Linked DNA regions of Homo sapiens: region 1 is linked to region 2. The links are chromatin loops, found by intact Hi-C in ENCODE. Cell type or tissue: PC-3. All regions are shown on one strand. Links, peaks and the distances in the headings refer to the core of each region. The heading gives the core; the rest is flanking DNA.

Region 1 (12,551 bases), core at 2,494-10,493, 58 kb after region 2:
GGCTCCCTGCAACCTCCGACACCCGGGTTCAAGTGATTCTCCTGCCTCAGCCTCCCGAGTAGCTGGGATTACAGGCACCCGCCACCACACCCAGCTAATTTTTGTACTTTTGAGTAGAGATGGGGTTTCACCACATTGGCCAGGCTGGTCTTAAACTCCTGACCTCAGGTGATCTGCCCACCTCAGCCTCCCAAAGTGCTGGGATTACAGGCATGAACCACCACACCCAGCCAATAAAACGCTTTCAAACAAGGGTCTGGGTCACCTCACCAAGGGAATAATAGATAATCAAAACAATTTTATGCCAGTGTGTGGATAGCTCCCTACTTATTTAACAAGTCTGGTATTGTTGAGCCTTTAACTTTTGTATCATTCAAGGTCCAAGTGGAAGACAAAAACTATGATAATTATTTGAACAGGGAAAATTTAATGTTCCAAAAATTACCTACTAAAAGATATATAAAGGAGGACTCTAAGAGGCCCAGGCATCAAGAATTTTAAAAGGAGCTATTATTTCTAGGCTGAGGAAGAAGAACAGTAAAGGCACTAAGGATGAGGACAAGCCCTCCTTGCCCCAAGGCTGAGATTCAGACCTCTTCAGAGAGATAGTAACTACCACAGGCAGCCTGCAGGAACAAAGAAACGACTGAGTGCAAAGGCTGGCATTGATCCATAAAAGCAATCTATCATCACTGGTGGATGAGAGTGGTTGGAAGCTGGTGTACAGGAGTGACCTTCCTTTGCTTGGTGCTGCGGGTGGGCCAGAGTTCATCTATAGAAGTGACCCACCATTGCTGGAGGGTATGGACAGGCTGAAGTTACTCTGAAATCGCTGCTGGTAGGGAAAGATGGCCTGTAGGTGCACCTGGAGCCTCTATTCCATTGCAGGGTCTCTCCAGTGCCCTCAATTGACAAAGTTGAATATCCCCCAAATTTGCAAAAGAGAAAGATCCACAGGGTCCAGCTCCATTCACACAAAGCAAGATAAACAAGGGTGGATTTGGAGCTCAGAGACATAAACTGATATCTGCCACCTTGCAAATTTTTATTGTTATAGATAAAATTATTATCAACATTCAAATAATTCTTTGCAGATATCTTATGATTATTTTCCTTAGGATAGATTCCAAGAGGTAGAATTAACAAGACAAACTATTTATATGTTTAAAAATATTTGAGTATATAATAATAAAATTTCCTTATAAATGTGCCAATTTATGTTCACCCGAGGAGAGTATGAATATATGAAGGAAGCCTAAGCACAATCTGCATGATTCTCGGAGGGTGATTTTCTAGAACAAATTCTCAGACACTGAGTGATCTTAGCTGACTGCCCAGTTTAGCCAGCTTTTGTTCTCTACTCATTTGCTGTACAGCCTTTCTGTAGAGTGATTTTAGTTTGCTTATTAAAGTGGCTCTCAAAGCAGAGATAAAACTAAAGTTCTAAGAGTCAGGAAAAGATTTTTTTTAATCTTACATGAGAATATTCACAAGCAACATTTGATTCTTGAAAGAAATACAATTCAGGAAAACCAACAGCTATGTCCACACTTTTGGATTGAGGACTTGGAAAATATTCACGATGTCCTCTCACAAATGTCAAAGGTCTCCTGTAAGACACTAACTCCCAGGGATGTTGTGAGGGTCAGTAATTACGTGTAAGGCACACAGGGGGAGTCAATAAATAGTAGCTTGATCCCCTGAGAGCATTGCTGTTAAATTGCTAAGAATCCAAGGATATATGTTTTTCATTTTATTAAAGTTGTTTTCAATGTGTATGTAAATATGCCCTTTATGGCCAAGCTAAATCTGTGTTACAATAACGTGTTATTCTCTGATGACTAGTTACAGATTGTATTGTATCTCAAGAGGTATTTTCTATACATTTGTGTAATCAGTTATGAAAAGACATAAGGAATAAGGGCAATTCACCATTTTAAAGAAATTAACCTCATAAGGGGAGCCTTCTTCTAAGTGGCTCACTTGGTTGCCAAGTAGACTGACGTCAATCAGTCATGATGCAGTTAGTGAAAAGTTCTTTGACACAGGTGGGTGGTGCAAGTGTTTACACCAGGCATAGTAAACTCATTTTCAGCTAACTCAGAGCATAAAGCAATAATATTTGCAGGGACATTTAGGTGAAGAATCTCCTTCTGAGGTTAATTTCTTTAAAATAGTCAATTGCCTTTATTCTTTACATCCTTTCATAGCTAACTACGGCAATGTATAGAAAATACCTGGAGGTACCATGTAATTACTATAATTACTATAAATCTACACTGGTCAGATCTTCAGATCCTTGAAGGTCAATCTTTAGTCACTTATTAATCACCCCATGATAAATTCAACTATACCAAATTTGGCCATTTTTCTCCAGATTTAAGAGATAAGTACGAAATTTTGCACACATAGATGAAGTATCCAGGACCATGTCAAAGTAATAGAAATCTGGCTAGGTATGGTGGTTCAGGACTGTAATGCCAGCACTTTGAGAGGCTGAGGTAGGAGGATCACTTGAGTCCAGGCATTCAAGATCAGCCTGGACAACATAGTGAGACCTCATTGCTACAAAAAAAAAATTCTTTTTTTAATTAGCCAGGCATGGTGGTGCCTGCCTTATAGTCCCGGCTACTCAGGAGGCTGAGGTGAAAGGATCATTTGAGCCCAAGAAGTCAAGGCTTCAGTGAGCCATGAGTACACCACTGCACTCCCGTCTGGGCAACAGAGCCAGATCCTATCTTAATAATAATAATCTAATTTTTAAAACATAACCACATTTTGTACTTTTGACATTTTTTTCTTTGCTTGGCAATAATGGACTTGAGCATGTCACTTTGCTTTTTGGTGACTTAAAAATTTTTTAAATTAGGCCAGGCACAGTGGCTCCCGCCTGTAATCCTAGCACTTTGGGAGGGTGAGGTGGGTGGATTCCAAGGTCAAGAGATTGAGACTATCCTGGCCAACGTGGTGAAACCCCGTCTCTACTAAAAATACAAACATTAGCTGGGCATGGTGGCACATGCCTGTAGTCCCAGCTGCTCAGGAGGCTGAGGCAGGAGAATCACTTGAACCCAGGAGGTGGAGGTTGCAGTGAGCCGAGATCACACCACTGCACTCCAGCCTGGTGACAGAGCGAGACTCTGTCTCAAAGTAAATAAATAAATAAATTAATTAATTAATTAATTAATTAAATAAGTTAAATTAGATCTGTAGTTTCCTACCTGGAGGATCAAATCCCTAAACACAGGTACAAGCATTGTCTATAACCTAAAAAATAATGTACTTTTCTATTCATATGCTTTTGTTTTTATAAAATATATTAATTTTTAATTTTTTGTTTAGTAAATACTAGTTAAATAACATATTTTGTATTAAAAAAATATAAAATTATACATGCTAACTGTAGAAGATTGGAACATAAAGAGAAACTAGAATACAACCACCTGTAATCCTGCCACACAGATATAGCAACTATTCACATTTCACCATTTATTCATTCAGTTTTCTTTTTATGGATATTTATACCTAGATCATTTAAAATAAACTGGAATATACTGCATGCATAATATTTTATGACTTGTTGTGTGTGTTTTACAGCATATTGTAAACATCTTCCTAAATCATAAACTTCTCTTCTACAAGGTTTAAATGACATTTCTATATATAAGGGCACACTGCTAGTTTTGAATATTTAAGTTGTGTCTAATATTTCATTATTTTAAATAATGCTGCTATGAGTATCTACGATATGATTAAATTTGTATCTTGACAAATTAAGATTTATTATTCTTAATGTTCACATTATTCCATTTCTGGACACTGGGGGCCTCTTCATGGTGGCTCCTGAGTTCTTTTGATACAATTACTATAGTCTTTCATAGTGTATCTGCTTTTCAGTATGACAAATGTTCCAGGAACTTTTTGTATGTGTTCTGCTCTGTATCTGAAAACATCCAATTCTCCAAGGAGCCCTCATTCCTTTTAGTGGAAAATGGCATTTGGAGAGCACCATCTGGGCACTAGGGCTGTTTATTGTCGTTGCTACTGGCTTGGTAATTGTTGCGAGTTCTATTCAGGAGACTGAATTTGAAAATAATTTTTTAAAAGAAAACACATTATGAGTTTATACTGAGGTTTCCAGTTTAAATTTAAGATAACATTTTTACTGGCTTCTTTAATTTTATATTTTTCTTTGTTTTTCTCTGAAATCTTGGTCCCTAATGGCATTAACATAATCATGTTTATACATTATCCTAATAGCTGTGCATCCATATGTTATGATAAGCATAAACATGATTACATTAACATATGTATTATAAATATAACTGTTTTAAAATAACAATACCAAAATTACTATTTATGATATAATTATTGAAAACTATTCAGGATTGTTGCAGTTCATTTTAACTTTATTTATATCTTGCTTATTTTTACCTTTATTTATATTTACCTTTATTTCTATCTCGATAGGGATGCACAGTCACATCAGTATGTGTTAAAGTCACTTGAAATAATTTCTGTCTGTGTGGTTATGCTACCAACTCAACTTACAGTTAGTTTAATGTGTTTCTTTTGACTTCCTTTTTAGAAATTGTTCCTTTTTTATTCTATTTTTTTCTTAATTATGGAAAATACTAACTTGGCTTCAAAGTCAAATGTACTAAAAAGAGATCCAGACAGGCAGGCATGGTAGTTCACACCTATAATCCCAGCACTTTGGGAGGCCATGGTAGGTGGATCACTTAAGGTCAGGAGACCAGCCTGGCCAACATGGTGAAACCCAGTCTCCACTAAAAATACAAAAATTAGCCGGGCGTGGTGGTGGGCACCTGTAATCCCAGCAACTCGAGAGGCTGAGGCAAGAGAGTCACTTGAACCCCGGAGGCAGAGGTTGCAGTAAGCTGAGATCAAGCGACTGCACTCCAGCCTGGGTAACAAAATGAGACTTTGTCTCAAAAAAAAAAAAAAAAAAAAAAAAGATGTACCCAGAGAAGTCTCGCTCCTATCCTTGTCTTCACCTTTTTCCTCTGTCCCTCTAGAAATCACACATACACACACACACACACACACACACACACACACACACACACACCACACATAGACTTCTTGGGTAAATGGTAACCACTATTCACATTTTCTCTAGTTTGCTCTTTCACTTAACAGCGCTTCCTGGAGATTACCACTGGCAGTGAGTAGAAATAGATCTTATTCCTTCTCTCAGCTGTGTGATGCAGCTATAACATCTTGGGTTCACACAGTCTCGATTAGTGGACATTTGGGTTGTTTCCAGTCTTTTCTCTTAAAAATCATGCTGCAGTAAATAACCTTGAATACAATTATTTTCATGTTTTCAGGTGCTATTATTTTTTAATTTATATAAATGCCTGTGTGATGAATAAAATACAAGTTATTTTGGAACATCACTGAATTCACAGTGGTCTTATGCCATTTGGTATTATCTCATTTAATATATTTACAACTTGCGGCTGCCATCATGTGATGGTCAGAGAAAATCTCAAACATTTAAAAAGAGACCACAGGCCAGGCACAATGGCTCATGCCTGTAATCCCAGCATTTTGGGAGGCTGAGGCAAGCGGATCACTTGAGGTCAGGATCAAGACCAGCCTGGCCAACATGGTGAAACCCCGTCTCTACTAAAAATACAAAAAAATTAGCCGGACATGGTGGCTGGCACCTGTAATCCAAGCTACTCAGGAGGCTGAAGCAGGAGAATCATTTAAACCCAGGAGGCAGAGGTTTCAGTGAGCCGAGATAGCACCCCTGCACTCCAGCCTGCGCAACAGAGCAAGACTCCATCTCAAAAAATAAATAAATAAAAATAAAAAGAGAGAGAGACCACATACAGGACTGCATAAGCGTTTTTCATATCCAAAAGGAAATAAATGAATAACTCTTGAAGGAAAAATCATCCTATATATCTCTGTCTAATTTTTAACTTAATTTTGCTTAAATACATAATACAAAATGAAATATAAATGCCTTATGATTATAGTCCTTATATAATAATGGCAAGACTAAACAATTTTACAAAGTCAAAGCAAGCAGACCTACAAAGGAAACAACATTCAAATCAACAACACTAATGTGATTTGATGGATGATGTGGCTCCCATGAAAGCTAGCCAGCTCCTTCCTTGTGAACATGCTACCAACTACAGCGGGGGTGGGAACAGCAGTGGGTGGGAGCAGGTTCTTGGGAATGTGGTTCATTCATCCTTTTGTGCCTTTAAAAGGATTGATTTTCCAACTGCTTTCCTCCATTCACAGCCCTGTCCTGCAATATTCTAGCCCATTCCATTATTGGGCATTTAGTTTAGGAAAATGCATCACTTACAAATTAGGTTGATATCTGCTCTGTTCTTATTGGACTTCAACAATAAAAGATATACTGCTCAGTACTAACACAACCTTGATTGTACATTAGTACTAAGCCCTAAAGTTCAGTGTAATGATCCTGAACATTACATATATGTATGTAATGTGTGTTTCTGTGTATACTTACTCATTTTAGATTTCCCCATTTCATGTCTAGTAAACAGTAGAGCTGAGATTCAAACCGAGGTCTATCTGTTCCACTGCACCACGCAGACTAAAACAGTGATCTTTCATGGCCTGGAATTATAAAGGTAGAAGTGGTTGTGATTCATTTGGAGGGGACTTGGATCTGAATCCAGATAACTGTAGCACAGTTCTGCTGTAAACCAACTTTGTGAATTTTACCTGTCCCTGACCCTGTCACAGTTTGAGCTTCCCCAACTATAATGTGAAGAGACGGCATTAAATCATTGCTAGGGCCTTTACAGTTATAATTTCTGTGAATGTTCCATGCTGGCAAACATCCCATATATGACAGAGGAATGACTCAAGTAATATTCTCTGTTTTAGCAGTGGAGTTTCCACTTTCATCCCTAAGCATCAACAAATGGGGTCAATAGCGGGCACGGTGGCTCACGCCTGTAATCCCAGCATTTTGGGAGGCTAGGGCCGAGGAATCACCTGAGGTCAAGAGTTCGAGACCAGCCTGACCAACATGGTGAAACCCCATCTCTATTAAAAAAAATTAGCTGAGTGTGGTGACGGACGCCTGTAGCCCAGCTACTCAGGAGGCTAAGGCACAAGAATTGCTTAAACCCGGGAGGCAGAGGTTGCAGTGAGCCAAGATCGTGCCATTGAACTCCAGCCCGAGCGACTGAGTGAGACCCTATCTCGAAGAAAAAAAAAAAAAATAAGAAAGGTGTCAAAGCAAAAAGAGAGGCTGGAAAATTATTCTGTGAATTTGGGGAGTATCTATTCCAAACAACTTAATGCTAAAGGATGACCATTTGATTGAAGGATATGGTTTTTTAAAAACCTATACATTACTATGGAATCACCACATTGAAGTCGAAAAGACATTTTGGAAATAACTTAATGTAATCTCTCATTTTACAGAAGCAGTTATGTGATTTCCCTAAGATCACGCAGCTTATTTGTACTATAGATGGGACTTATTACCTGGGTTTTTAAGATCCAATACACCATAATGCCCTCAAAATTATCTTTTCACATTTATCATCAAAAGTACAGAAAAGGAAAGCAGTCTCAGAGAGTGGTTGAAAATAGGCTCTAAAATTAAATTGTCTGGGTGCAAATTCCAACAGTATCACTGACTGTGTGACTTTCAGCCAAGTACATAACCTCTTTATGACTCAGTTTTCTTCATCTATAAAATGGAGATGACAATAATTGCACACCCCTCCAGTTTACCAGGAGAATTAAAATAGTAATACATGTAAGTTGTTTAGTATATTGCCTGACACATAGGAAATGAAAAATATTAACTAGAATTAAGATTAAACTATGTATTTAACATACTGGCTTAATTTGGTTTAATTTTGGTTTAATGTTGAAGCCAAATTTGGTTTAATATTTCAATTATACTTATTTCACTGGTATGCAGGATCAGAATTATCCTAAAATGATATTTCAAGGATTGTAAGTTTAGAAGCTATCCTATAACTGGCTGGGCTCAGTGGCTCACATCTGTAATCCTAGCACATTGGGAAGCCAAGGCGGGTGGATTGCCTGAGCTCAGGAGTTTCAGACCAGCCTGAGCAACATGATGAAACCCTGTCTCTACTAAAATACAAAAAATTAGCCAGGTATGGTGGCAGGCACTGTAATCCCAGCTACTCAGGAGGCTGAGACACAAGAATCACTTGAACCTGGGAGGCGGTGGTTACAGTGAACCGAGATCACGCCACTGCATTCTGGCCTGGGCAACAGAGCAAGACTCTGTCTCCAAGGGGGAAGAAAAAGTTATCCTGTAATAAAAGGTGTCTAATAGCAAAAATGAACTCTAATTTTAAGAAGATTGGACCCAAGTATAAAGCTGTTTTTCACTGTAATATTTTAAGGCCAAGTTATTCCCTTGAAAACCTTGCAAAAATTAATCACAAATTACATATAAGCAGCATTTCTTCCACTGTTTTTCTCAAGACGTGTCCCTCATTAAGCAGTTGATGATCTGATTTTTGCCAGTGTATAGACATTGCTTTAACATCACCACATTTAACTAACAGCAATTAAATCCATTTAACACACTAAGTATGAATTTCAAAAGGCCTTTATGACTGTTTATCTCATCTTTATGGACCTTTAAACTTAATAGCTTTGGTTGCAATAAAGAAGTGATTTCCAAAAGTTAAGCATCTCTTCAAGGCCACTCCAGGCTTTCCAGCTGATCAAAATTATGACATCATCCAAACACTGACCTCCATGTGTCATTGTTCTTCAAACTGGACACAAACAAACAATGTGTGGGGGTGAAGGTGGGGAGTGTCATGGTCTCTGGTCATTGAACAAGGACATTAGTCAAAGGAAATATCAGTTCAGTTCAAGAATACCAACGTTGCAGTTCTGCTCAGGTTCAATAGTTTTAGGATAATATATAGGCTCCTTTAAAATTCACAGTATAATAGCCCATATCAGTTACCATCCTTTCCTCTCTTTCTCATTCTGAAATGTTAAAGTATCTAGTTTTAAACATAGAGCCCCAGAAGAATATAATGAAAAGGACTAGCTCATGGCCACACTGCCCAGCCTACCTTTTCCAATCACTAATTTTCCCAGCTGTCATCCTTCCTCCTTCTCGCCATTGGTAAAATGTCCCCAGTCTCTCTCAACTCCTGAGACTTTCGTTAATCCTGTCTAGCCACATCAGTTACACTCCTCCCACAACACGCACACACACACAAGAAAACACGCTTGTCAGTATTCTTATTTTTGGATGGTTCAGCCACTCATCTCCGACCCCCACAGCACCCACCACCCACACTCATACCATTCTCACATTCATTCCATTGAGCCACATCTGAGTCTTTCACAGATAGTCCTTCCTCTTAATCAGCAAGCAAAGGAAATCCAAGAAGAGATAGGTTTTGCTAAAAGAGGTATGAATACTTTCACTGCCCACCCAAAAGATAATCAGGGGGCAAAAAGACTAAGTTATGGAGGATTAATATGACTAACGACTTGATGGGTGACAAAATTGCTAAAGAAACCATCAATTTCTGGGCTGGGAGCAGTGACTCACACCTGTAATCCCAGCACTTTGGAAGGCCGAGGCAGGTGGATCATCTGAGTTCGGGAGTTGAAGACCAGCCTGGCCAACATGGTGAAACCCCATCTCTACTAAAAATACAGAAATTAGCCAGGCATGGTGGCCAGTAGTCCCAGCTACTCAGGAGGCTGAGGCAGGAGAATCGCTTGAACCCGGGAGGCGGAGGTTGCAGTGAGCCAAGATCCCGCCATTGCACTCCAGCCTCGGAAACAAGAGCGAAACTCCATCAAAAAAAAAAAAAAAAAATCACATTTCTGAATAAACACAACTTACACCACTTTTTATGAAAAGTATCATAAAATAATTAAAAAATAAGAACTAGAAAAAAACTCAGCTCCTAACAATCCTTCATAGTTATAAAATTAACTCTGTGATTCTTTTCGCCAAGCCACAGCGATATGATGAACAAACTGACAATCTTTTTAACATCTTCAAGACCAGCATTTCTCAACCTCAGCACTATTGATATTTTGGGCAGGGTAATTTTTGTTGTGGGGGCTGTCTTGTGCATTGCAGTATGTTTAGCAGTATCCCTGGATTTTATCCACTAGATGCCAGTAGCACTACTCCTCCAGTTGTGACAACCAAAAATGTCTTAAATTAACAAATGTCCCTTAGGGAGCTAAATTATCCCAGATTGAGAACCACTCTCATAGAGTAGATGGAAAACTTCTTGTCCTAGATCATGGGTCTTTCAATTATAGCCTATGGGCCAAAAGCAAAGCTCACTGCCTGTTTTTGTAAATAAAGTTTTATTGAAACACAGCTACATTCATTCACTTACTTAACATCTATGGCTGTTTTCTCACTGAGATAGCAGAGTTAAGTGGTGGTAACACAGATTGTATAACTCACAGATCAAAAATATTTACTGCCTGGCTTTTTACAAAAAAAAAAAATGTTTGGGCCGGGAGTGGTGGCTCTTGTCTGTAATCTCAGCATTTTGGGGGGCCAAGGTGGGAGGATTGCTTGAGCCCAGGAGTTCAAGACCAGCCTGGGCAAAATGGTGAGACCCTGTCTCTACAAAAAAAATACAAAAAATTAACCAGGCATGGTGGTGCACACCTGTAGTCCCAGCTACTCAAGAGGCTGAGGTGGAAGGATCACCTAAGCCAGGGAGATCAAGGCTGCAGTGAGTAGTAAGCATACACTGGTTAAGTTATGTAGGCAATTGAACAGATATAGCAGGGTATAGAGAAATTTCAAGGGCCTAAGAAAGCTGGGCATTATTACCAACTCTAGGCCTGAAGGGGAAAGGATCCTGATGACCCTGTAGGTCACAGCAGATTATACCTTGCCTCTCATTCTCCCTCCCTGCAAGCTCATGCAAGTGCTCCCCAAGGGCAAAATCCAAACAGAAGCAGGAGGGCAAAGCAGCCCACTGATATGGTCCATATAGGTCAGCCTCCCGGGTCATAGAGCAGCATGGTGAAGGAAAGAGAATGGCCGTGGGGGACAGAGCGGGACAGAAGATAGCCACATAGAGCCTTAATATACAAAACTGGTCAAAGCACATGTGCTGTGATGTTTAACAGGAGAAGCTACTGAGATCAACACAGGGTGGTCTTTTCTCTAATCCACGATTCAAGACTCCAAGGAATGCAGCTTGAAAATCCCACCCAAGACCTTCTTCTGGCTTTTAACTTCATTTGTATCCTTTCTAAAAACAAAGTCCCATGTTCAGATATTTTAATGCTGTCTTTTCTAACAAGCCACAATCCTCAAGCCTACTCTTACCATTCAAGCCTTCAACTCTCAGCCACAGACATGCTCCCCATTCCTCCTGCCCCCTACCTTCTCTGCTCATGCCCCCAAGCTGCAAAGCACTAACAGACAATTTTGAAAGACTCTAATTACTAAATCCACCACATTGTCATAATATCAAACAACAGGGACCTAACTGATGCTCAGTTTCTCATGACTTGGCTGAAACTTGTCCTTAATATCCTAATCGTAAAATCCGATGGCCTTTTTCCCAAGTCTTATCAACCTTTACCTCTCTATAGCAAAATACCTTTCCATCATTTCTTGCCTCTTGATTTACCTCTTCCTTTGGCTTCTATAGTGCAGTACATTCTATGATCTTCTTATAGTTCTTTGACCAACTCTTCTTCATATCCTTCATGGGTGCTTCTAATTGAAGGAAAGAAATTTCTCCAAAGAACCTAATAATCAATGATGGTTCCCAATAATACAATTAAAGCTGCATCTTGTAGAAAGCCGACAACATTTCCTGAAGGAATATACGTAGAATTTTAAATCTTATAAATAAGTAGTTTCCATACAACTGGTGCATAACAAGATATTGTTCCCATCCAAAATCTTCTTACATCATCCAATTATCTTAGTATTTCCATTTACCCAGTCTTGAAACCCCAAGGTAAGGAGGTAACAGATGTTTTAGAACTAGAAAGATCTTCACAATTTTCTAGCTCGATACCACCACTCTGGATGAGAAAATTAACTTCCTCATCTTCTTGGCCTTCAGGCAAGGATTCTAAGGAAATATCCCAGATCTTGCTTTTTCTAGCCTTTCTCTCTTGGCTTCAGAGACGTTATCACAGCTTTAGGTCTCTCCTCTGTGAGGTGTTACCAGATATTCATCTACAGGCTTTAGTCTTTATGGTGTTTAATTTTATGCATCCACTTGACTGGGTAACAGGGTGCCCAGACATTTGGTCAAACATTATTCTAGGTGTGTCTGTGAGGGTGTTTCTGGATGAGATTAACATCTAAATCAGTAGACTGGGTAAAGCAGATTGTGGGTGGGCCTCATCCAATCTGTTGAAAGCCTGAATAGAACAAAAGGCTGAGTAAGAGAGAATTCCTTCTGTCTCACTATGTTTGAGCTGGGACCTTGGTGTTTCCTGCCCTTGGACTTTAACTGAAACATTGGCTTCTTCCTGTGTCTAGAGCCTGCAGGTTTTCA
Region 2 (12,551 bases), core at 1,774-9,773:
ATATAATTTGTATATGGCATGTAATATAATTAAAATAATTCACATAGAATGTGGTATACATATTAATTTATATCCTAGAGGAAGTTAGTTAATATTTGAGTACTCCAGTTAAGGATTGACAATGTTAGAATGGAGATTTAACACCTAAAATACTGGAATCAGGAGCACTTCAGCCATCTCTATCTTAGACTAGCACCAGATGGTTTGTTAGTTGGAACAATGCTTATTAGAAGTAAATTTTGTGAAATTAAATGTGATTGAGATGTGTGGATTTGCTAGAAATATTATTTCTGCCCCCGTCTTTGTATACAAAGGGTCATGTTAGCCTCAATAATCTCATTTTGGAATAGTAGGCACTGTACACCCAGGAATCCCAAATGGTTACTTGTTTTGCCATTTAATGGAGAATTTTTTTATCTGATAAGACCTCTGTGAAATAGGCATACTCCAGTTCCTGCCCATGAAAGGATCAGGGAAAATTTCCTACTTCATTACTATAGATTGAAAGCTTATGTTCCCCAAAATTCATATGTTGCAAGATAACCCCCAATACAATGGTATTGTTAGGTCATGGGATGAAACCTTCATGAATGGATTAGTGCCATTGTAAAGAAGACTCCAGAAACTTTATTCATTCTTTCTACCATATGGAGACACAGCAAATGGATGGCTGTCTATGAACCAGAGTGTAGGCTCTCACCAGACACCAAATCTGCCAGTAGTGCCTGGATATTGGATTTTCCAGCCTCCAGAACTATGAGAAATAAATATCTGTTGTTTATAAGCTGCCTAGTCTATGATATTTTGTTATAGCAACCAAACAGAGTAGGACAATTATATGTTGCACTCTGTACAAATAACAAATGCTCTTGTTTAAGTGAAGCCAGTTGGGCAATAGGAAACAGAAGAAGGTGGATGGGTTGGTAAGAAAGCAAAAGAGAGAGGGGCCTATAGACCTGGGCAAATACTCTGGAGTTAGGAAATAAAGGTCTAGAGAAAAAGAAAGTCTTGAGGGAGAAAGAGAAAACAGAAAATTATGTTTAATAACTTATGCTGAACTCAGTGAGATATTAAACACAAGCATGAAAAAACAAACCCATTTGTCCCAATAAAAAGATCGGTGTAAATATGAGAAAAGAATGGGAGACATGCATTGTCATAAGTATGCTTATGAATAGCAGGGGCAAACTGAAAGTCTTTGGGGTCAAACTTATTGGGGGCTTCAAAATGAAAGAACATTGATTAAAATAGCATGAATGTTAGAGGAAAACAAAAGAAAGAAACTAGGTAAATATAGACTTCAGTGGGATGGGAGTTGGGAATGTCACATACAAACATACTAAGAATTTTTATCTCAACACATAACATACTTGCTTGGCATAGACACTAAAGGTAACATTATTAGAATAAAGAAAAGAATTTATGTGTATGATTCCACTCCTGGGATCATTTTAGCCATGACTGTAAAATATTTTACATGAAGATTACAATCAGAGATTTCTAATTGTCTTATTTTCTGAAGAACATCAAAGTGAAAAGTGGTCAAACCATGTATCTCACAAGGGTCAACTAATTCCTGAGTGAAACTAATGACTTTATGAAAAACATAATAAATATAGTCTATAATAATAGAATTGAGAATATATATATACATACTGCATATAAACAAATACAGCTTTTTTAAAAAGCTAAAAATTAAGATCCTTCTTTGTGCCAAGTACTCTTATTTCATTTTATGCTTGTAATAATATAATATGATAGTTATTACTCACACTGCTTTACTGGTGAGAAACCTGAGGCTCACAAACATTAACTGACTTGCTAAAGTCTGCATAGTAAGAAAGTGGCAGAACTAGAATTCAAACCCGTAAGCATGAGTCTGAATTCTGAAACTCATATTCTTAAATAATATAATTCATTTTTGCTCTAAAATAGAATGTTGTCTTCAATGTGGAAATGGGAAAGCTATCTCAGGATACATATCCAAGATTTATCTGTGCCTGAGGAGACTGACTACTGAGATCAATAAATTCTAGTTAACTCCTTCATTCTAGCAAAGAAACTCTGAATAGACACGGGTCAAATGACTTGACAAAAATCATACAACCAATAAGTGGCATAACCAAGATTTAAATTCTAGTCTTCTATTTCCACCTCCAGGGTTGCTTTCATACCATGCTGCCTCAGTTACATTGATTGCAAAATTTTACCCAAAAGGTGTGAAAGTGTATTGTAAAATCAGCAATGAAAAATGCAAGCACCTCATTTCATGGTGAGTCTGAAATGGAACATGTACGTAGATCCAAATTCAAGTTCCTGCCATCAATGTTATTCTTTACATGGGTAAAGTTTGGTTAAAAACAATAAATATATAAAAATGAATGCACAGACACCACACTTTATTCATCAGGCTAAACACCATTCATATTACAGGATCTTGTTCAGAGTGTTAACACGGCAGATGCTCAATGGTTACTTGATCAATCAATGAGTTAAGCCAGCATGAATACTAAACAGGAACAGACAGGGAAGGTCAAAACATGAGTCTGCATTCAGAGAAAATCATATTGTCAAAAAAGGCAATCCCAACATTTTTCAGTTTGGGTTGTCAGAGTGGGGAAAAATGATAGGGTATTAATAATTGATTGTCTATATCTGAGTCATAGTCTAAGGATAATCTCATCTCTTGTCATTTAGTAAATATATATGGAGCACTTACTCCTTGCCAGGCCGGGTGCCCTGTATTGGAGAGAATGCACGGATTAGTAAGAAAGTGTGGAAGTGAATTTTATGTGTCTATTTGGCTGGGCCAAAGTGCCTAGATATTTGGTGAAAGATTATTCTGGGTGTGTCTGTGAGGATGTTGCTGAATGAGATTAACCTTTGCATTGGTAGACTGAGGAAATCAGACTCCTTCCCCTATGTGGGTGAGCCTCATCTAATCCACTGGAGGCCTGAAAAGAACCAAAGGCTGAGCAAGACAGAATTTTCTCTCTCTGCCTAAAGGTCTCTGAGCTGGGACATCTGTCTTCTCCCCTCTTCAGACTCTGAGTGGAACTTACACAATGAGGACTCCGGGTTCTCAAGCCTTTGGCCTGCAGATTTTGAGACTTTTTAGCCTCCATGAACCAGTTCCTGTGTGTGTGTGTGTGTGTGTGTGTGTGTGTGTGTAATTTCTGTTCCCCTAGAGTGCCCTGGCTAACAAAGGAAGTCTCTGTCCTCAAGATTACCTTGATGAAAGCAGTCAAGTACAATAAGAAGACACCTGATATAATTATTTAGTAAATTCCACCAGAGAAATACAGGCAAAAGACCTATGAGAGAGAAAGGGAAAGACAGAGAGAGAGATCAGGTTCATTAGGCAGTTTCAGGATATTTGCTTTTTGTTATATTTCTTCAAATGTTTCCAGAAACAGGCAGAAGATTAATCAATACACATAAACACACGTTTCAATACCTGATTTCCTTTGGATGAAATCTCAATTTCTTCAAGATCACGGCCATGGAGAACAGAGTTTGTCCTGACTGGCCTAGTACTGAGAAATACGAATAAGAAAGAAGGACTTCTGTTTATCTGGGTCCTGAGATGATTGCATTCATCCACAGAACTAGAAAAGTCAACTCAAGAGCTTTCAGGTTGTTGCCTGGCTCTAGGAGAATGAGCCTATGTTTTTGAGTCAGACAGAGACATGTTTGAGTTTTGGCTCTGCTACAGTTTTATGCCATCCTGTACTGTGGCTAATTTATTTAAACTCCCTATGCCTTAGTGAAAGGAAGGAATTGTAATTATTGTGTACGGTTGCTGTGAGAACTAAATATAATAATAAATACATGCAATATACTCAATACAGTGCCTGGTACAGAACAAAGGTTTTAATAGTCTACAAGGGCATTCAAATGCTTTGACACATACCAACACACAAATTTTTGGCATCTTTAATCTAAACTTTTAGGAAGATAAGGAAAACACAACTACTTTGAGCTTTTTCTTAATACCTTAGCATCTACAAGTAGAAATATCCCATAAGATTTAGTCTGAGATGATATTAGAAACCACTTCACCAAAAGATAAAGACTAGGCATAAAATATTACCCTAAATTGGTATTTATTAACTCTCTTGATACTCTTAACTCCAACGCCAATGTCTGCTCTTGATGATGTCAACCAATATTGAAAGAAGAGGCAGCCAAATTCAAACTTGCTGTGCTGCCTTAGCCAATGGTATGCTTCCCCATCCAATTTTTTCTTGTTACCAATTGGAGGATGAATTCTAGTCCATGCTCAGATTGATCAATAAACAAAGGACCAGCAGTCATTTTGGGTACTAGTCTTTCATTGCCACAGAAATTATAAAATCAGTTCCATACAAAGAAAGAGACAAGAGTCAATGGAGCCTAGATTGGGAGATTTACACGACTTCTCTCAGCCAGCTTCAGAATTCCTTTCCTTGTCAGTACTCTGGCATTCAGAGAACAAATTATTGTAATTGTGTGGCAACAGAAAAGACAAAAAGGCATGGGGTGGGGTCACTTAGTAAGAGCTTGACAGTCTGCCAAGTCTACTAGAAGCTGGGACCTTGTACTTGCTACCATATTCAGTATCCTGATTGTAAGTGATTTTTTTGTTTTCAGTCTAAAGAAATCAATTTCATCTTCATTAAATGCCAGAGGGTTGAGACTGTAATTGTAACTATTACATCATGCAGAGAAGGACAATGGTTTGAGATCTAAACCTAGACTTTTAGCAGCCAGATCAAAAGTAGGAAAGAAAGTTAACGTTGATGAAGAGAGACTCCTCTAAAGGAGCAACAAATACACGCAGGTGCTTTTAATTCACCATTATCCTTTTTTTCCCTCACATGGGATGGAATCACTTTGGTTATTGGAATAAGCCACATCTTAGTTTTAGACAGTAAGACTAGACTACACTAAACCCATTTTTAGAAATTCAATATCATATATTTTTCAGATGACAGGAGAAATGACTGAAATTCTATTAGTAGCCTCAGAAGCTACTTAGCCTCCCCGATGTGTTCATGTGTTCCCCAAGAAATGAGTTTGTAGCTCATACCCAGCTAGAATAGACCCTCACTTCTGGTTCTTCAAGGTGATCTTACCACTCAGGCATTCATCGAACTGTTCAGCTTCACATCCTGTCTCATGTGTCATGAAATCTTACTATATGTGTATGTGTGCATATGTGTGTGTGTGCATGAGAGAGAGAATTTTAAAGATTTAGTTGAAAGATTTCTGAGTCCTGGATTTATTTTCATACTTCTGCATTCTTCTTAAGGATCTTACAGTAAGATAGTTCCAAACAACAAATTGTCTCAACTGTGTGAGCTTGGTAAAGCTGTTTGCTCACCCTAAAACACAATTATCATCAATAGCCTGATGGCTTGATTTGAGATTAGCTTATTTTTTATTCATCAGCTCAGCCTGGCAGCAATGAGAGTATATTTTAATGGATTCCATGGACAAAGACCATCAATTTTCCTCTTCATTCTGTGGTGTTGAATTCTGCCACTCTCTCCAGACCTCTTCCCCTGTCTCCCAAATCCTGGAGGATTTCTAGCAGGGAAAGGCCAAGGCAATGGATCTCAAACTTTAATGGACATCATTATCACCTGGAGAGCTTGTGAAAACACAGATTCCTGGGCTTTGCCCACAGAGATTCTGGTTCAGTAGGTCTGGGATGGGCCCAGTAATTAGCTTTTCTAAAAAGCTTCCAAGTGGTGCTAAAGCTGCTAGTGGTTGGCAACCACTGTTTAAGGCATCCTGAGGGCACGGGGAAAGTTAATAAGCATCTGCTGCCTTCCTTTAGGAAACATAACTCTCATGACCTAGAAATTGTCTTTCTTTGTCTATCTTTATTTCAGTCTCACACTGTCTTGATTACTGTAGCTTTATAATGAGCTCTGAGGGCAAGTATATGTCTTCCAAACTTACTCTTCTTTTTCAAAGATAGTTTGCCTCTTGTAGGTCCTTTGCATTTTCATATAAATTTTAGGATTAGCTTGTCAAATTTTGCAAGCATTTTTAAAAGCCTATTGAGGTATTGATTGAGATTCTGTTGAATTATAGACCAATTTAAGGAAAATTAATATCTTCACAGTGTTAAATTTATCTAATTCACAAATGAGGTTTCCATTTATTTCTGCCCTCTTTAATTTCTTACAGCAATGTTTTATAGTTTTCAGTGTTCAAATCTTGAGCCACTTTTGTCAGGTTTGTTCCTAAGTACTTCATAATTACTTTTTCTGATATTTTAAATGATATTTTACAATTTTTAATTTCCGATTGCTTCTTGCATACAGTGGTCTGTAGTTTTGTTTTCTTGGAATGTCTTTTTCTGGTTTTGGATAGAGTAGCACTGGCCTCAGGGAGAGTTGGGAAATATTTCCTCCTCTTCAATTTCCTAGAAAAGTTTACGCAGAATTAGAATTACTTTCTCCTTAAATATTGGGTACAATTCTCTAGGGAAACAGTCAGAGCTTGGAATACGTTTTGTAGGATAATTTTTAACTATCAACTTAATTTCTTTAATAGATATACAGCTACTAAGATTATCAATTTCTTCCTGAATGAACTTTGGTAGATTGTGTCATATAAGTAATTTGTGCAATTTATCTAAGTTGTCAAATTTATTGGCCTGAGTTTTTTATCATATTATCTTATTGTTCTTTTACTATCTGTAGAATTTGTAATGATGCCACTTTTCTCATTTCTGTCTTCTGTATTAGATGAATAAATGTTATACTAAAGTTATTTATTTTTGGGTGCTACATATACAGTATGAAAAAAAGGAAATCGTTTCTTCTTGATAAATTCCTAATCAGTCTTGACCAGTGGTTTATCAATCTTACTGATCTGTATAATAACAAGTTTTGGGTGTTATTAAATTTTGTTTTGTTTTGTTTTTCTGTTTTCTACTTTATTGATTTCAGCTCTGGTCTTTAATACTTACTTTCTTCTGCTTATTTTGGATTTATTTGTTTTGTTTTTCTAGTTTCTTCAGGTAGAAACTGAGATCACTGGCTTGAGATCTTCTTTTCTAATATAGGTCTATACTATTATAAATTTTCCTCTAAATACTGCTGTTGTTGCATCTCAAAAGTTTTGAAATGTGTGTTTAATTTAGTTCAAACACTTTCAAATTTCTATTTTGATTTCTTATTTGACCCTGGGTCATTTAGAAGTATGATATTAGTTACCAAATATTTGGGGATTTGCCAGATATCTTTTGCTATTAATTTCAAACTTAATTCCACTGTAGTTACAGAATATACTTTGTATTAGCTGAATTATTTTAAGTCTGTTGAGATTTATTTATGGCCTAGAATATAGCATATCATGCTAAATATTCTGTGTTCTCTTGAAGAAAATGTGTATTCTGCTGCTTTTAGCTGATGTGTGTGTGTGCATATATATATACACGTGTGTGTGTGTGTGTGTGTGTGTGTGTGTGTGTGTGTGTTGCCCAGGCTTGTCTCGAATTCCTGAGCTCAAGGCCTGCCAAAGTGCTGGAATTACAGGCATGAGCCCCAAGCCTGGCCCCATAAATATTAATTAATTCAAGGTGATTGATAATATTTTGGAGGTTTTCTGTATCCTTACTGATATTTTTGTCTGTTTATTCTATCAATTATTCAGAAAAAGGTCCTGAAATCTGACTAATTAATTAATTAATATTTTATTAGTTTAAAATAGTATGTCTTTTTCCATCCTTTTATCTTTTACCTATTTGTATTTTTATACTGCAAGTGGCAATATTTTCTTATAGGCAAGATATAGTTGGATATGGGTATTTTATTCAATTAGACCATTTTTAACTTTTAATTGGGGTATTTAGGCCATTTACATTTAATATGAACATCTAAGTGATGAGTTTATTCTCTTACCATTTAATATTTTTGCAGATTGAATTAATTTAATTTTATAAGGAATTTAGAAACCATGAGAAAATATTTATATTTCATTAAAAAAACAAAGTCTGTACATCACTCAAATTTTAAAAGTCAGCGAGACAATAAAAAAAGTACTAAGTAATATGTTTCGTTTTAGAACAAAATATTATCAGTGGCTCATCATAACTGATATATGAACACAAAGAAAATGCTAAAAAGGTGTAAAACTGAATCTCAAAGTGATCCAGTTGGATGAAGGGAGCACCAGGTGTCACCAATGTGGGACTGCCATATATTCTACCAAAGGAAACAAACTACCACTAGGAGATAAAGATAAGCAAATAAATAAACTTGGGAAGAAAAGGATCCCACAATTCCTGGAATGTTACAGTAAATGGTTTATTTGTTTCTGTTCTTACATGTGTTTCATCTTTCTTCCTTTAAGAAATTAAGTGGATGTGTGAGGGATCCAAGCATATTTCCCAGTTATATCTTATTTTTTCAGTAAGGATAACTTTATATTGAATAAATAATGATTGATACTCCCTGTCATTTCAGCCACTGAATATACTATTAAAATGATTTAACAACTATACTATGCTTTGATTTTTTTTCTTTTTAAAAAACTGTAAGTCAAGAATATTTAAAGAATGAAAGTCTCTTAATTTAAAAAATATACAGTCATCCTTTGGTATCTGAGGGGGATTGATTCCAGGACACCCCTCAAGCCCCTCCTGTATACCAAAATTAATGGATGCTCATGTCCCTACCATTTAATTTTTATTTCTCCCATCTCTTCTTTGTTTTTGCTTTCCTCTTTCAGCCTTCTTTTGGATGAATTGACTTTTCCAATGATTCCATTTTACCACCTTTATGGTATATTATGTACAACTCTTTGTGTTACTATTATAAAGTGGTTGGTTTCAGGTGATGGGTATCAAGATATACTACCCCAAAATGTAACACCTTAGCATGTTAAATATTTTAAGCTGTATGAATTTGAGAAAACTGCAGAAGCAGGACGGTCACTCTGTTCTTCCCTGGCACTTCTCTGAAGCAGATCATAAGTCCCTCATGTGAGAGGTGCCCTCCCTATACCCAGAGAAAAGAAACATCCTTGTCTCTCACGACAAAAGGTCAAGGAGAAAAATCTGAACAAGCAAACCCAGCTAAATTTCCCCCAGTTTACTACCATTAGATCATAACCCCATTGTATTATATGCCCCATTATATTTCTCCATGACTATCCATTCTTCATCAAACCTACTATAAAAATACTCAGATCTGTTTCTTTGAGTCTTCTTTCCTTATGATGGCTACTGTGTCACATAACACTTATATTAAGTAAATGTGTATGCTTCTGTGTTATTAATCTGTTTTTTGTTATAGTGGCCTCAGCTGTGAACCCAGGATGGGTAGAAAAAGATATTTTTCTTTCCCTAAGAGGTTACAGTGGTCTTTAGTCACAGTCTCTCTTCAAGTGATACTACACCATTTCATACATAGTGTAAAACCTTATACCAGTATGTTTCCATTTCTTTTCTTACAGACTTTATACTACTGTTGTCATACATGTTTTGATGTTCATTAATCCTTCTTCTATATCTAATCTGCTGCGAATCCCATCTCGCTTATGCTTCATCTCAGATATTGTAATTTTCATCTGTACATATTTTATTGTCTTTTTATTTCTTCTGTGTCGTGATTTGATCTTTCCTCTAGCCACTTGAACATGTGTAATGGCTAGAGTTGGCAGTTATAATTAGCTCTTTGTTTACTAATTACATCATCTGTGTCATTGATGGGGCAATTATGTATAATTGATTTTTCTTGGAATTATGGGTATTTATTTTCATGCTTCTTTATATTCATGGTAATATTTGGTTGCATATTAGACATTATGAATTTTACCTTACTGACTGCTAGATATTTTCATATTCCTATAGTCTTCGGCTTTGTTCTGGTATATATTTAAGTTACCTGGAAACAGTTTTATCCTTTAGGGTCTCATTTTTTAAGTTTTGTTAGGATCAGAGCAACATTTGGTCTAGGACTAATTTTTTCTCACTGCTGAAGCAAAACCCTTCTAAGTACTCTACCTAATGTCCCATGAATTTCATGGTTTTTATACTCTTTCTGGTGGAAAGAGGAGCTATTCCCAGGCCTATGTGATTCTAAGGATTTGTCCCTCTAAACCTTTTCAGAGGTTCTTTCTCCAGCCACACACATGCACTGATCATGATTCAGCAGAAGAGTCAGCAGGAACACTACAGAAATCCAGAGCTCACTCTCTGTTCAGTTTTCTTTTCTCTGGAACTCTTTCTCATGAATTGCAGCTATCTTTGTACCTGCAGACTTTCAGGTCTCTCTCCTTAACTCAGAAAGAGCAATAGTTTCCATTCGCAACCCTTCTCTCTGCACCCTGGCCTGGAATCTCTCTCCAGGCAGTAAACTGGGGCAATCACAGGCTCACCTAATTTGTTTTCCCTCTCTCAGAGGTCATTATCCTTTGTTGTCTGAGGTATAATGTCTTGAAAACTGTTGCTATATATATCTTATCCAGTTTTTATTTATTTCACATAAAAGAGTAAATTCAGTATCTGTATTTCATCTTAACCACATTGAGAAATCTATTTGTGCTAACTATTCTAGAGGTCTCTAAGATAAGTTCTTTTTTTCAAGTCATATGGAAAAAAAAAAATGAGTCAAGAGACTAGCTATCTCTTACCCTTTCTCTTTTGTTTCACATCGGCTCATCCCCAGGTATGTGAAATCACCAATTTTAAGAGAAGGGTTATATCAATTATGCATTGTTTAAATAAAAATAACATTTATAAATATTTCAATGACATGCAGAAATGTTTATGATAGATGTCATACAAAAATATCATTAAAATTCTACAGATTATAAAGTTAGAATATCTGAAATAAATGTCTTCTGCAAAAATAAATTAATTAAAAGCTGAAATGAAATATGCCAAAATTTTTGCAGTCATATCTAGATGATGAGGTTGTGAGATGTTATTTCTTTTCCTTTAGATATTTTCTGTACTTTGTAAATTATTATAGTACATTTTTTTTTCTTTAGATAGAGTCTTACTCTTTCGCCCAGGCTGGAGTGCAGTGGTGCAATTCCAGCTCACTGCTACCTCCGCCTCCCAGGTTCAAGCGATCCTCCTGCCTCAGCTTCCCGGGTATCTGGGATTACAGGCGCCTGCCGCCACCTCACCCAGCTAATTTTTGTATTTTTAGTAGAGACAGGGTTTCACCATATTGGCCAGGCTGGTCTTGAACTCCTGACCTCAGGTGATCTGCCCCACCTCAGCCTCCCAAAGTGCTGGGATTACAAGCGTGAGCCACTGCACCCAGCTGTATTATCTTTTAAAAGGGCAAAATTGTGTTATGTTTTTGTTTTCTAAAAATGAGTTGTAGGGAGACAAAAACTGAGAGAAAATTTTGAGGAAAATATACAGAAGGTCTGAAGTTACTGCTTAGCTATTTCTTTAAGTATCTCACACAAGCTGTTCTTTGCTTGACCCTGGCAGTTATAAAACATAGCCCTGTGTCTCTATGAAGAAGGCCTGGATTATAAAATATCATGAAAAAACAGGAATCGAACATCCAGAATTTAGTAAACATTATTTTAATCCCACAGTATTAGGAAAAAAGGAGCCAATGCCATAAAATATTAATAGTGCTCTCTTCGATAGAGGCTAAAATGTTCTATCTTGTAATAGAGCTCAGGACCGGACTTTTAGAGGAAAATGATGAAAAGTTTAGAGAGAAGTGATGGCAAAGGGTTCTAGTTAATTAACTCTACTCTCTCTTGGTTACCAAATTAAGGGAACTCAGTTGGACTATTCTATTCTTAGATCAGGTTCATGTGATGATCCTCATTGTACAGAGAAGAAAACAGAAGCAGAAAGAGCTCCAGATAATTCACTCGTTAATTCACTCAATCAACAAGAATACACTTAGTGTCTATGGAGACAAAGCACTAAGAGGGGCTGTGTGGTTCAGCTGAAGGAGCACAGGATTATTCTCAGAATCAGACAGACCTGCGTTCAAAACCTAGCTCTGCCTCCTCAAAAATTATGACCAGACAACTTTTTAACCTTTCTGACCATCAGCTTTCATTTCAACAAATTATGAAAACAAATAACATCATAGGAATGTTGTGATCATTAAATAAGTTAAATGCTAAAACCCATAAGTAAAAATATTATACACTAGGCATTGCCTGATATATAAAAGGCACTCGAATCTATACTAATCTAATGAAATCTGGAGAGCTATAAAGTAAAAAAGGATATTTTTCTTTTATTCCAAAATGTCACAATCTAACTAGGAAAAAAGATATTAACAAGTAAAATGATTGGTGTGAGGTAGAATATAACTAAGTACTGTGATTTTTAATGTCAAAGATAGGAACTGAGAGAAAGAAGACATTCCAGGCAGCTGAAAATGAAGAGAGAAGGCTGAATGAAAGAAGTAGACTTAAATTGAGTCTCTAGATGTAAAGAGGTTAGAAGTCATCACTCCCATCCTAAGAAGAAAAACGCTGAACAAACTGGAAATCAATGGCTCTTCTTAATTCTGCTGACAGAATTGATAGAGAGAAAGGATAGCCTCATTGAGGTAAGA

Evidence for each region. Peaks named below come from ENCODE experiments on the same cell type or tissue, not always from the same donor. Only the 100,000 strongest peaks of a DNase experiment are listed, where the experiment ranks them.
Region 1: it touches region 2 in a loop (5-fold over the local background); 5 of 110 quality-filtered maps call a loop at or near these places.

Annotation. Positions count from the first base shown.
Region 1 is chr9:72,610,450-72,623,000 of GRCh38, reverse strand. It overlaps TMC1 (transmembrane channel like 1), which reads right to left. Exons shown (of 24, transcript NM_138691.3): 3 at 6,524-6,633. Among named protein-coding and RNA genes, the nearest start is that of TMC1, 95 kb to the right of the region's middle. In PC-3, for the core only: no CTCF peak of the experiment used is centred there; a DNase peak (open chromatin) is centred at 6,860.
Region 2 is chr9:72,667,750-72,680,300 of GRCh38, reverse strand. The region is part of intron 5 of TMC1 (transmembrane channel like 1); the gene reads right to left. Among named protein-coding and RNA genes, the nearest start is that of TMC1, 150 kb to the right of the region's middle. In PC-3, for the core only: no CTCF peak of the experiment used is centred there; no DNase peak of the experiment used is centred there.